Regions from separate parts of the Homo sapiens genome. Here region 2 is linked to region 1. The links are chromatin contacts, found by Hi-C or POLR2A ChIA-PET in ENCODE. All regions are on one chromosome and are shown on one strand. Each heading gives the region's core, a stretch centred on a gene start or an enhancer-like site at or near the end of the contact. The rest is flanking DNA. Distances are from core to core; before and after follow the strand shown. Region 1 holds the start of NBPF3 (NBPF member 3). Region 2 holds the start of ZBTB40 (zinc finger and BTB domain containing 40).

The links. A loop is a pair of places that touch in the nucleus more often than their neighbours do. ChIA-PET counts read pairs that join two places held with the same protein, here RNA polymerase II (POLR2A). Pooled maps may share reads with other maps.
Region 2: a map of naive thymus-derived CD4-positive, alpha-beta T cell shows a loop between it and region 1 (4-fold over the local background). The contact joins the promoter of ZBTB40 here to the promoter of NBPF3 in region 1. A Hi-C loop is called at or near these places in 1 of 168 maps with a recorded cell type or tissue (naive thymus-derived CD4-positive, alpha-beta T cell) and 5 of 50 pooled maps. POLR2A ChIA-PET finds 5 or more read pairs at or near these places in 1 of 52 experiments (MCF 10A).

Annotation. Positions count from the first base shown.
Region 1 is chr1:21,436,935-21,443,831 of GRCh38, reverse strand. It overlaps NBPF3 (NBPF member 3), which reads right to left and starts at 3,695. Exons shown (of 15, transcript NM_032264.6): 1 at 3,484-3,695. RefSeq lists silencers at 2,782-3,076, 4,042-4,091 and an enhancer at 3,051-3,561.
Region 2 is chr1:22,449,694-22,456,563 of GRCh38, reverse strand. ZBTB40 (zinc finger and BTB domain containing 40) reads right to left here and starts at 4,713. Exons shown (of 18, transcript NM_014870.4): 1 at 4,560-4,713. RefSeq lists silencers at 4,230-4,319, 4,660-4,859, 5,174-5,468 and enhancers at 4,430-4,509, 4,223-4,784.

The DNA.
Region 1 (6,897 bases), core at 2,446-4,945:
TGAAACCAGTCTGGGCACTACAGGAAAACCCTGTCTACAAAAAGGAGAAAATTAGCCAGGCATAGTGGTGCATGCCTGTAGACCCAGCTACTAAGGAGGCTGAGGTGGGAGGACTGCTTGAGCCTGAGAGATCAAGGCTGCAGAGAGCCATGATCATACCACTGCACTCCAGCCTGGGCAACAGAGCGAGACACTGTCTCAAGAAAAAAAAAAAAATTATTCTATGTAGTCCTAAAACTATTATGTAGAATACTATTGTTTATATCACATCACGTGAGCCCTTTAAATGGCTTAACACTTATTTAGGGATGATCCATAAAGTTTTCTCGCTAATTAAGTATACCTAAGAACAATTAAGTATAAAAGTGTTACTGCCTTGACAGGAAGATTGTAAAAACTTCAAAAAGACAAATAAATAAAAGAGTCAAAACTGCAGCTCTGTGAGGCTCAAATAACATCTAATTGAAGTCACAGTGAACCTCTAGCAATCATTCTGAACACCATATAATTCACTTAATACATTTTGCCTGAACGCCCAACACATCTGAATTACCAACACCTGTATGTAGCCAAGAAACTGACAATCATTTATAAATTATCACCTATGACTCCATCTGCTCTATGCACTTATTTTTTAAATTTTATTCATTTATTTATTATTTTTATCTTTTGTAGAGACAGGATCTCACTATGTTACCCAGGTTGGTCCAGAAACAGAAACAGACCCACACTAATTTCATAAATCAGATGACCATACAGTCAATCGATTTATGAAGAAAAGTGCCACATGGTGCAGAAGGAAAAGGATGGTCTTTTCAATAAATGGTCCTGGATAAAGCAGACACATCCATGTAGTAAAAAGTGAATCATAGCCAGGTGGGGTGGCTCACACCTGTAATTCCAGCACTCTGGGAGGCTGAAGCGGGCAGATTACTTGAGCCCAAGAGTTCGAGACCAACCTGGGAAACATGTTGCAACCCCATCTCTACAAAAAATACGAAAATTAGCCAGGCATGGTGGCACATGCCTATAGTCGCAGCTACTCAGGAGGCTGAGGTGGGAGGATCACTTGAGCCAGGAGATGGAGGTTGAGTGAGCTGAGATCCTGCCACCACACTCTAGCCTGGGCAATAGAGTGAGGCCCTGTCTGAAAAAAAAAAAATGCAAAAACTGAAATAAAATTGTTATAAGGTTAACACAGAAAAATGTGTTCATACTCTTAGGTTAGGCATTGATTTCTTAAAGATGACATGAAAAGCAGTAACCATAAAGGAAAAGATTGATAAAGTATAATTTCATTAAAATTAAGAATCTCAGGCCGGGTGCAGTGGCTCATGCCTGTAATCCCAATCCTTTGGGAGGCCGAAGCAGGTGTATCACTTGAGCCTAGGAATTCCAGACCAGCCTATGCAATGTGGCAAAACCCCATCTCTACTAAAAATACAGAAAACAGCTGAGTGTGGTGGTACTCCCCTGTAGGTCCCAGCTACTTGGGGGCTGAGGCAGGGGGATCATCTGAGCCTTGTGAGGTCAAGGTTGCAGTGAGCTGTGATTGTGCCACTGCACTCCAGCCTGGGCAATGGAGTGAGATCCTGTTTCAAAAAGAAAAAAAACAGAGAATCTCCATTCATGAAAAAACAACATAAAAGAGTGAAAACGCAAGCTACAGATTGAAAAAAGGGAAATGCAATACATATAAATCCTAGAAAGGAGGCATATCCAGAATAAAGTATTACAAATCAACAGGAAAACAAGCATATCAATGAAAACTGGATAAAAAGGTTTAACAGGCATGTCACAAAAGAAGACACATAAATGGCAATAAAAGATACTCAATCTCAATGAAACCACACTGATATATTACTGCACCCCTACTAGAATGGCAAAATGATTTTTAACTGACAGGCATCAGCGAGGATGTGGGGTAACCAGAATATCCTTGCTAAATGGTACAACCACTTTGGGAAAATGTTCAACAATATGTAATACTAAAGTTTTATCATTCATATACCTCTAAAACCAACAATGCCACTCCAAAAATATACTCCAGTCTAGTAATGTTCTATTTCTTGATCTGTGGTGGTTCACTTGGTCAAAATTCATTACTTTTTTTTTTTTTTTTTTTGAGATAGGCTCTCACTCTGCCATCCAGGTCGGAGTGCACTGCCATGATCACGGCTCACTGCAATCTCAACCTTCCGGGCTCTGGTGATCCTCCCACCTCAGCCTACCGGGTAGCTGGGACTACAGGCACACACCACCACACACAGCTAACTTTTGTATTTTTAGTAGAGATAGGGTTTTGCCACATTGCCGAGGCTAGTGTGGAAATCCTGGGCTCAAGTGATCTACCCACCTTGGCGTCCCAAAGTGCTGGGATTACAGGTGTGATCTACTGCGCCCGGGCCCCCTGCACATTTAAAATTGTGAACTTCTTCTGTATACTTCAGTAACTTTTCCAAGATTTCTTTGACGCAAAGTTATCAGAAATCTTAAAGCCAGCATTTCAGAATAGAAAAAAATAGCTTCTGGTTCACTAGTGAAATTTTACTAATAAAATTTAAAAACAAAAAGAAAGCTACTAACGCATATCAGCTCCAAACAGATTAAACACTACCAGCAGATCTTTAACTTCGTGAAGCACTGGGATTCATTCCTTTGGCAAAGAAAGGATGAACAACACCGTAACCCAAAGAAAAGGTACCACTGCCAGAAAAGACTTCTTTTCGAAAGCAGCTCTAGCAGCAAAAGACAGAAGGAAAGCAAGGAAACTAGGCCAAACGTCTTGGTTAACTCTTCGGTGAAAGGACGCCACATGAGATGATGATCTAAGAAGCCAGAAAGACAGACAGACAGGCACAGGGAAACCACAGCAACTCCTCGGAGTGCAAACAGCAACCCCACAATCCAACCTAGCCGAAATCCTGCGGTTCATTTGAGGCTTGCCCCGCTAGTCAGGAGGTGATTCAGTGATGGCTACAAACGCTCCTCATGTGCATCCTGGACCTGGCACACCTGGCTTGCCCATCACCAGCCTGGAGACACCGCCAGGAGCAGAAGCCCGGAGGCCAGTAAAGACCCCAACTTTGCAAGTCAGGGGCGCGAGCGCTCTCGCCTCTCAGGCCCGCAGAGGGAACCGATTTCCGGCCTCGAGGGTGGGGTGCGGAGTCAGTGTCCTCTACAGGATATAGGAGGACGTGCCCCCGAAGCTGCTCCGTCCCTCCACCCCCTGGGATGCCACAGAACACCCGCCAGCGAGTTTCTTCCCCAGCGCCCACGAGAGCTGGGCTGAGGGCGGCAGCGGCAGGCGAAGAATCCAGCGCGGGGAACTCAGCCCCCGGCGGTGCACGACCCCCCACACCCCCCACCTCCCACCCGCCCCCGCGCTCGCGCAACAAAACTTGCGACGGCCGCGCCTCGACCCAGGTGTGCGCCCGCCGGTCCCGGATTCACCGCCCGTCCAGCCTGGCGCGGCGCCCTCACCTGAGAAACGCTGGGTGGACTTCGCCGTAACTTCCCATCCAGACGGCGGCCCGCAGCCGCGCCGCCGCGCCTCGGCCCAGCTCCTGGCGCCGCAGGTTGCCAGTCCCGCGTTCCCAAAAGCACCGCGCGCAGAAGCTCACTCAGTCTCGGGATCCTCACCTACCCATCCCAGTACCGCCGCTGTCTCAACCGCCACCCAACCCCTCGCCTGTGCCTGCGCCTGCGCCTGCGCCTGCAGCCCACTGGCTCCTCAGGGTCCGGATGGGCCGCGTCAGGAGAACCCAAGGCGCAGGCGCGGCGGGGCCTTAAAGGGACTCGGCGGCCTCTACTGCACAACAGGTTCGAGCAGGTTAGGGGCCCTGCGGGCCGAGAAAAGGAGTAACCTAGGTGATGCACCGAGTGCAGCTGGGACGGGGAATCCCTCTCTGCCCTCCGCGTCTCTCTCAAAGCACCAGCCCTCGACCCTCCAAATCGCTGATTTCCCCGGCCACTTGAACCGCCCCTGCCAGGTTAAAGAAGCAGAAGACACACCCCCTCGGAGGCCCGGAGCGTCCCCGCGTGCCCACACGGATTTTATTTTTTTCTGAAAAGATGGTACATTTACATGGTTCGAAATTCAAATAGGGCCAGGCGTGAGCCCTGGAGTTCGAGACCAGCCTGGACGAAAAAGAAAGAGCCCCGTATCTATTAAAAAAAAAAAATCAAATAGTACAGAAAATTGTAAAGTTAAAATAGGCATCTTTTCCATTCCTGTCTCCCAGTCTCACCCTGTAGGCAATCTGTGGGATGCTGTTCCTGTGAATCCTTCCAGGGATATTTTATGTACGTTTTCGCTTTTTTTATTTTTATTTTTTTTTTTGAGATAGAGTCTTGCTCTCGTTGCCCAGGATGGAGTGCAATGGCATGATCTTGGCTTCCTGCAACCTCCACCTCCCAAGTTCAAGCTATTGTCCTGCCTTAGCCTCCCAAATAGCTGGGATTACAGGTGCCCACCATCCTGCCTGGCTAATTGTTGTATTTTTAGTAGAGACGGGGTTTCACCATGTTGGCAAGGCTGGTCTAGAACTCCTGACCTCGAGTCTTGCTCTGTCACCCTTGCTGGAGTGCAGTGGCACAATCTCAGCTCACTGCAACCTCTGCCTCCCAGGATCAAGCGATTCTCCTGCCCCAGCCTCCCGAGTAGCTAGGACTACAGGCGTGTGCCACCACACCCAGCCTCCCTTCCCATTTGGCACGTGCCAGCCACGTGCCAAGTCCCAGGCCCCAAACTGGTTAGGGGTCAGGAAGAGCGTTCCAAAGAGCTCACACAGAAGTTCAATCCTATCTCTCCACCAAGGTGGGCGACACCATGGGGCTGCAATGCCTGCTTTTGTGCTTTTCAGGCACCTCCCCCAGTGCTGCCAACTGCCCTTCTGAAGGGCCTGTGTTTGCCACCCTCTGCCTTCGCACTAATTTGCTATTTCTAATCTGCTCTGGGCCAGGAGAACAGATAAAACTAGGGCCCTCAATGGTTTAGAGTTTTATAGTTCACCAAGTGCTCAAGGCACATTATCTTCTGTGAACCTCACCCCAGGCCCTAGGGAAAGACAGATCAGGACGAGCCACGTGACTGTGCAGGTCATTTAAGTTTTCATTCTCCTACCTCTAAAATGCTGAAAATAACAGGAACGACTCCATAGGACTGGTGTGAGGATTAAATATCCATGGACTGCTTAGAACAGGTCCAGCATATAGTGGCAATAACAATATTAATGAGAGCTAACATTCAGTGAGCACTTAGCATGTTCCAAAATCTGTTCTGTTCTAAGTGCTATATATAGAACAGCTTATTTGATCCTCAAAAGAAAGCTACATTTTTAAGTATCATTACTTCCCCTATCCTACAGATGAGAAAAATGAGGCATGGAGAAGTGATTTTCTAAAGATCACAAAACTGGGCTGGGCACAGTGGCTCAACCTGTAATCCCAGCACTTTGGGTGGCCGAAGCGGGTGGATCACCTGAAGGCAAGAGTTCCAGACCAGCCTGGCCAACATGGTGAAACCCCCGTCTCTACTAAAAATACAAAAATTAGCCAGACATGGTGGTGCACGCCTGTAATTCCAGCTACTCGGGAGGCTGAGGCAGGAGAATTGCTTGAACCCAGGAGGCGGAGGTTGCAGTGAGCTGAGATCATGTCACTGCAATCCAGCCTAGGGGACAGAGTGAGACTCCATCTTAAAAATAAATAGCCCAGGCATGGTGGCTCACGCCTGTAATCCCAGCACTTTAGAAGGCCCAGGCGGGAGGATCACCTGAGGTCGGGAGTTCAAGACCAGCCTGACCAACATGGAGAAACCCCATCTCTACTAAAACTAAGAATTAGCCGGGGGTGTTGGTGCATGCCTGTAATCCCAGCTACTCGGAGGCTAAGGTGAGAATTGCTTAAACCTGGGAGGCAGAGGATGCAGTGAGCCGAGATCGCTCCACTGCACTCCAGCCTGGGCCACAGAGTGAAACTCCGTCTCAAAAGAAAAAAAAAAAAAAAATTAGCCAGGCAAGGTGGCGGACGCCTGTAGTCCCAGCTACTCGGGAGGCTGAGGCAGGAGAATGGCACGAACCCGGGAGGCGGAGCTTGCAGTGAGCCGAGATCTCGCCACTGCACTCCAGCCTGGGGGACAGAGCGAGACTGCATCCCAAAAATAAATAAATGTTAATAGGCACATGTAGCTAGTGGCGACCATATTAGTGCAGAGTCACACGCATAAGGCTCGACTGGTGTTATGCCCAAACGCTGACTTATTCTTCAGTAGCCCCCAGCTCAGACCTCCCCAGCACCTGCTCAGGAGCTTCTTGGCTCTCCGCAGCCGCTGCACCTCGCGCTGGGCGTCCTCGTGGACCTGCATGGTGCCCTCGGTCTTGTCCCGCAGGCGCTACATCTGTTCCTCTAGGCCTACGTTTGAGAGCCAGGATTCCACTCCCCAATGTGCTCTCACCACCCTCTGAGCCCTCACCTCCCTGGGGTCCCGGACAACTCCAATCAAAGCCCCCACCCACCCACCGATGCCAGACAAACCCCCAGGCACACTCCTCTCCTGGGTTCTGACACCACCCCGAGGGCTCCCAGGCTCCTCCCCCTTGCATCCTGGTTCCACTCTCAGACTCCTCCCTACCCTGGCTCTGCCCCTAGTTCCCAAGCTCTGATTTCCCTTGCTAGACCTTTTCCCAGGGTCCTGGCTCTGCATGACCAGGGACCTGTCTCCCTCTCTACCAGGACCCTAACACTGCCGCAGCCTCCTCCTTCCACCAGCTGCCCAAGCACCCACCCCCAGCTGCCCAAGCACCCCCACTTCTGGGCTCGGCTTCACCACAGAGCTCTCGGCCACCTCCTTGGGGATCCTGACACTCTCAGACACTATTTCTCAGGGCTCTGGCT
Region 2 (6,870 bases), core at 3,464-5,963, 1.0 Mb before region 1:
TTTTAAAGGGTCAAGGGCCTTTCTGAGATCAGATTAAAGTAACTGGCTCTCTCCCCAGAAAAAATGACATTCACACAAATTTGCAGGCAACTTCAAAGGATTCATGGGTCTCTTGAAATTCAACCATTTACCCTGAGATTAACAATCTCTGACTTACATGGATCAGCATAATACATTTATGTAAGGAAATGAAATACGTGGCATCATAATTTTGAGGATTTGGAGTTAAATAACAACATTAGGGAAATGTAAGGAAAGCTGGCTTTCTTTCCTTATCCTTCTCTCTCGAGGGCTGCCAGAGTCTCAAAACTGCATGCTCCCTGCAAATGAAATACTGCACTCTCTGCTAGACTTACAGAAAGTGACAATCTCATCTCTCAATTTAAATGCCCTTAATATTTAATTCTTTCCTCTATGTGGTTAGTAGCTTGCTTTCTCCACATTATCCAGATGATGGCTTTGGAAGGCAGACTATTGGAGATCCAGAAAACCATATATCCCAATTCAATTTCCTTGTGAAAATCAAAGAGCTCACTCTGCTGAAGAGTTGAAAGAGGCTGAGGGGTCACTGCCTTCCCTCAGGGTGCTGGTTCAGGCAGTACTCGAGAAGGGTAATGTAAATACTCAGTACGAGGCAACAGGGCATACTAATTTGTTTTTCAATCTATTTTATTTCAGTTCAAAGCATCATTGCAGACAGATAGTCCAAGAAAACAAGCCACACTTGGGTTATACTCAGTCTTCCTCAATCTCCAAAAGCAGGTGAGTGTTGCCAAAGTGTGGCTCGTTTTCCGGGGCTGCCTGTCTGCAATGATGCTTTGAACTGAAATAAAATAGACTGAAAAACAAACTGGTATGCCCTGGCTCTTCTTGCAGTTTCATACTATCCTTCAAAGCTAGTGTTAGCACCTGCTCTTTACTGGAACCCAACAGACCCAAATCACAGAGTAAAACTGCAATACTTTAGATGCAAAGGTCCCACCCAAACCTAAAATAGCAATTTAATTCAGGGCTTGTTGTTTAACATTGCATTAAATGACACTCTCTGTCCAGTTCTTTGCTCCGTTTGCAGGGTTAGAATGTGTCTTCTGATGACATGTGCAATATGGTTACTAGGGAGAGTTTAAAGCGAAACCTGCCATGCTGTTCTTCTTACATAGTTCCCTTGATTTATTATTGCTTCTAATTTCTTACATTTATGAACCCGAACATTATCCTATTTTTACTTAGTCAAAAAGCCTGCCATTTGCCTCAAAGCATTCAATACTGTTTTAGAGTATGTGACATTATTTTGAAAACTTTTGGAGGAAACTTGAAATCATGCACAAACAAATTTTTAAATCGCCACCAACTAAAAGTCTAACATTTGTTTAGAATGCCTTAAGAGAATACATACACCTTTGATGGAGGAACATAAGTAGTTTCCAACTTAAAACACTAAAATGCTGAAAAGTGTTCTGCATAGACAGCTGTACAATTTGGCTTTAAAAAAATTAGATGCCATTTGGAAAAGTTCCTCTCCAAGCAGAAACACTAAGAAAAAACAAGATCTGCTCCCCTCTTTCTGGAGATAGAAAGTAGAGGGCTTCTATTTTTAATTGGATTCCCCCATTCTTAATTTTGTCTGTAATGTATTTCTGGATTTTTGTTATTAGTTAGCACTTTATAAAGTTTCCATTTGGAGCTAAATTTGGTTATTCAGCAATATGTGTAACAACAACAAAAAGAAAATACCATAGCTATGAATACAGTTTCTCTTATTTAATCTGCACAACCCTTTGAGGAGGCACCATTATCCACATTTTCCAGGTCAGATAACTAATCTGTAACTTGCCCTTGGGCGTGCAGTTCTCTCAGTAGTAGCTGGGTTCACGGCCAGGGACTGAGCACAGGAGTGAACCACAGCACAGTGACTCCCTTTGAGTTCTCCAACATCTCACGTTGTTACCCACCTTAGTCTCTGAACCTGCTGAAAAGTTCTTCCTCCCAGCTTCGTCTCTCCCTTTCCCCTTCTTGCTAGACTGGTTCCTTGTCACTCAACAAGTTTCAGCTTAAACTGCCTTTCTTAAGAGAGGTTTTCCCTGACCACCCAGATAAAAAGTGAGTCTCCCAGGTTAGTGTCTCTCTCCGTGCTGTTTTATTTCCTTTAGAGCAGTTGCCACAATTTGGAATAACTTTGTTATTTCTTTACTGTCTTGACACTAGGCTTTAGCTTCCAGAACAGAGCCCCAGGTCCATCTTGCTCACCCTGGTAATCACAGGACCTAGACAGTGGTGCTTGGTACATGGAGACACTAAAATATTTGTTCGAGGCCGGGCGCGATGGCTCACGCCTATAATCCCAGCACTTTGGGAGGCTGAGGCGGGCAGATCACTTGAGGTCAAGACTTCAAGACCAGCCTGAACAACATGGTGAAACTCTGTCTCTACTAAAAACACACAAAAAATTAGCCGGGTGTCGTGGCACATGCCTGTAGTCCCAGCCATTCAGGAGGTTGAGGCAGAAGAATCACTTGAACCCGGGAGGCGGAGGTTGCAGTGAGCCGAGATTGTGCCACTGCACTCCAGCCTGGGCAACACAGCGAGACTCTGTCTCAAAAAAATAAATAAAATAAAATAAAATAAAAATTTGTTCAATGAATGACCTAGATTTGTTTACTTGGTATTTACCTGCAAACACCAGGTTGTGGGTACTGGCTAGCAGCTGAGGATAACAACAGTAAGGTGTGGTCCCTGCCCTTAAGGACCTCCTAAGCTAGTAGGAAAGACAATAAACAGATGGAACAATACAGGGTGTTCAGTGTGATCAGATTAGCTTCAGCTCTCAGCTGAATGCCTTAGCTATGTAACCTCGAACATCTCTCCGACGTGAGTTTGTTTCCTCTATGCGTAAAATGGTAATATTAATACTACTTATGTCATAGTATTGGTGTGAGGATTAAGTGATAGTCCATATAAATAAAGCACTTAGCACAGTACCTGGCACAAAATAATCACTCAGTAAATAGCAACTAATAATTTTATTATGATGATGCTATTACAGCTGTATTTGAAATTATCTTTGTCTACCTGTATACCACTTGTCCAAGCCCCACATAGAATTTAAATTCCATGGAAGGGCAGAAATCATATTTGTCTTGTTCACCACTGTATTTCCAGGAATTTGAAACGTCTCTGGTACACAGTAAGTGCTCAACAAACACTAAATGATTAATGAATGCATGCGTACATGCATGGGGTGTTCTGAAACCATTTGTTAAACCACTAATGAATAGCTAAGTTTGGGGACTACTGACATAGAAGAAAAGTGTTTATATTAGAAAGGAGGGGCAGAAGTTTGATGATTTAGCTAAGTAGAAAAAAATTTCACTGAGATTGTAATTAAATCTCCATTAACCATACAAAGATCTGGGTACAATTCCAGGGAAGAACAAACAATTCCAGGTAGAAAAGACTTGAAAGAATAAAATCCAAAGCAGTTTGACCGGTGCCATCAGGCAGGGGGCTCCCAGGGACAGGCTCAATTTGGCAGCCCTATAACCTAGTACACCTATACATATATTAACCACTCAGAACAAATTTCTTCCTCGTTTGTAAAATGGAAATACCATACTTACTTATAAAGCGTCGTCATAAAGTAGAACAACACTTGTATGAATATAAATAAAGCACCTGGTTCATTGCAGCACTGGCTGCATGGTACCAACGCTATTCAAAGCAGGAGAAACTCTGAATAGTCAGTAAGACCAGAAGGGAAGCCAGAGTGTTCTGTCAACTAAAGTGCTCTCGGTGCATCGCGCAGTTTTAACTCTTTTCCCACTCCAGAAGAACCGACGAGAGGAATAGCTGAATGACAACACTGATCCAATCTCCTTGTGTTTAGGGCAGGGGTCAGTAAACTTTTGCTGTAAGGGACCAGACAGAAATATTTCTGGCTTTGTGAGCCAGCCGATCAAAGCCAAGCAACGGCTGCGCAACTACTCAGCTCTGCCCTCTTGGCAGGAAAGCAGCCATAGACAATACATCAACAATGAACAGGGCCGTGTTCCAATAAAACTTCATTTATGGACTTGATTTCATAGAACTTTCGCAAATTACATGAAATATTCTTCCCCCTAACCATTTGCAACTGTAAACAAAGACCGAGAGGGGAAGAGAGAAGGGGGGCATGGATTAGGCCCAAGGCCATAGTCCGCTGACGCCCGGCGAAGGGACCTGAAGGGAGGGGGAGTGAGACAGCGACAAGAGGCCTCCGGACGGGCCGAGAGGGAGGTGCGGGGCGACAGCGAGCCCCAGGCGGTGTCAGGTCGGGCCTGGCGCCCTGAGTGGGTCCCCGCGGTCTCTCCCCTCCGCAGTCTACAGCAGAGCCGGCGCCAGGGGTGCGGACCGCCCCTGGAGGGGGCACGTCCGGGGTGTAGGTGAGGCGGCCGTGATTCGGCCGAGTCCCGCGGAGTTCGCCACGCGGAAGGGTCTGTATACACCCCTCATTTAGGGCGCACCCGGGCCCCCGCTGCAGGAAGGGTCTCCACGCGGAGTCCCAGCCCCGTTTCTATGGTTACCTGTTCAGCACCGATTCAAACTGCCGTTCTTTATTGACAGCGCCATAGAGGACACGAACACTCCTGCCCGAAGGGAACAATAAAGCTTTCGCCATTCAACAGCGCCGGAGACGCCAGAAGGCGGCCATCTTGAGGCCGGCGCGCAATGGGTATCAGAGGGGAGGGGGCGGCCCGACCTGCCCCACGCGCCGCGGTCACGTGCTGGGGGCGGGGCCTGCGTCACGCGCTCGCTCTCCACCTATGCTAGGACGGCGGGGGCCGGCTGGTTGCTAGGCTCTTCTCTGACCTCTGACCTTGGCCACTCCCTCCTTCCCTCCCCACACTTCCTAAGTAAAGTTTTTTTCTTTTTTTTTTTTTTGAGATGGGAGATTCGCTCTTGTTTCCCAGGCTGGAGTGTAGCGGCGCGATCTCGCCCCACTGCAGCCTCCGCCTTCCAGGTTCAAGCGATTCTCCTGCCTCAGCCTCCCGAGTAGCTGGGATTACAGGCGCGCGCCACCACGCCCTGCTAATTTTTTTTTTCTCTTCTATTTTTAGTAGAGACAGGATGTCACCATGTTGGCCAGGCTGGTCCCGAACTCCTGAGCCCAGATGATCCACCTGCCTCGGCCTCCCACCATGCCCGGCCCTAAGGAAAGTTCTAATGGAGCTCCGCAGTCTCGCTCCGGCAGCTCTAGGATTAGGATTTTGTTTCAAAGGAGGGCAAGGAAGTGAACACAAAAGGCTTCGTTTTTCCAAAACAACACATTCACGTGCGAGGCGGAGAGGCGACCTGAGCCGCGTCCCCAGCCCGCACTCTTTGTGGGACAGGCTTGGCGCTGGTGGGGCGCAGTGGGCTGAAGGCATCCTGGAGGCATCCTGATCCTGCCTCTCGCACCTCCCAATTTTGGGATTTAGGGGCTTTGGGATTTAGTCCTAGCTTTTCTTTTGCTCATTTTCCTTCTCACACACTATGCGTTCCCTGTTGAAGCGTCCCCTTGCCACCCTTCCTTACACAAACATTTAAATCAGATCCAGCAGTAACAAACTGAGTCACCTCCGCGCTGGCCCACTGAACACAGTCACCCTGTCACTGACATGCAGCCACTTTTTCTGTCCCTGACAGTTACGTGCCCAAATCCAGCCATCTTAGTGCAATGTCCAGCTTCCTCTGTGGTTATACCTTTTCCATCTGCAATGTCAATATTCAGTCGTTCTGAGAGCTGTCTCTGGCTGACTGACTCACCCCATCACCGTTTTACATCACAAATTCAATCTACTGGGCAGAACTGTCACTTGCATTGTTGCTGTCTCCCGGTCGATCATATTTACTGTCACTGTCTGACATGCAGCTACCGTCATTGACCATAAACTTCAAACGGTTCTGTTCAAAATAGCACTTTGTTTGCCCAGCTGTTGCCCTTTCTGTTGTTTTCACTGTCATTGTCATGCAGCCACTTTTGCTGCCACACAGTCAAGCCAGTATTTAACAGGCCCCTTCAGGGTACACTGTTGTCCTCATACCCTTGTGCCCAGTTAGTCACTTTCACTATTATACTCATGTCACCGTTACATTCAGGGTCGGATTTACTGTAGCTGTTATTTAGTCACTTTTGTAGTAACTGGAACCACGCCTACAGCTGTTGTGTCTCCTAAGCCCTCATTTCCACCAGCCTCACATTCTCTTTTAGTGGGAACATAGGGTTGCTAGATTTAGCAAACAAACACCTAGAAGGGTGCTTGGCACATAGTAGGTGCTCTAGAAATATTTATCGAGTTAATGGGATTACAGGTGTGAGCCACTGGGCATTTTGGGAGCATTTTGGGAGGCCGAGGCAGGCGGATCACCTGAGGTCAGGAGTTCGAGACCAGCCTGGCCAACATGGTGAAACCCCCGTCTCTACTAAAAATAGAAAAATTACCTGGGCATGGTGGCAGGTGCCTGTAATCCCAGTTACTCAGGATGCTGAGGCAGGAGAATCGCTTGAACCTGGGAGGCGGAGGTTGGAGTGAGCTGAGATCACGCCACTGCACTCCAGCCTGGGCAACGAGAGCGAGACTCCGTCTCAAAAAAAAAAAAAAGAGAAATATTTATCGAATTAATGGATTTTAAAAAACAGTATCATTGCCAATGTGCTGTATGTGAATGCAGATGGCTTGAAGCTCAGGAGTCTCAATAGGAATAAGTTTTCAGGCACCATCTGTCCCTCCTGTTCCACTTAACAAGACTTCAAATCCTATAGGGACTAAACGAAGAGAGCAAAAGAAAAGTGGCCACCAAGTGTACTCAGTTATTGGGACAGCAGTGACAAAGAAGAGGCTTTCTATAACTTTT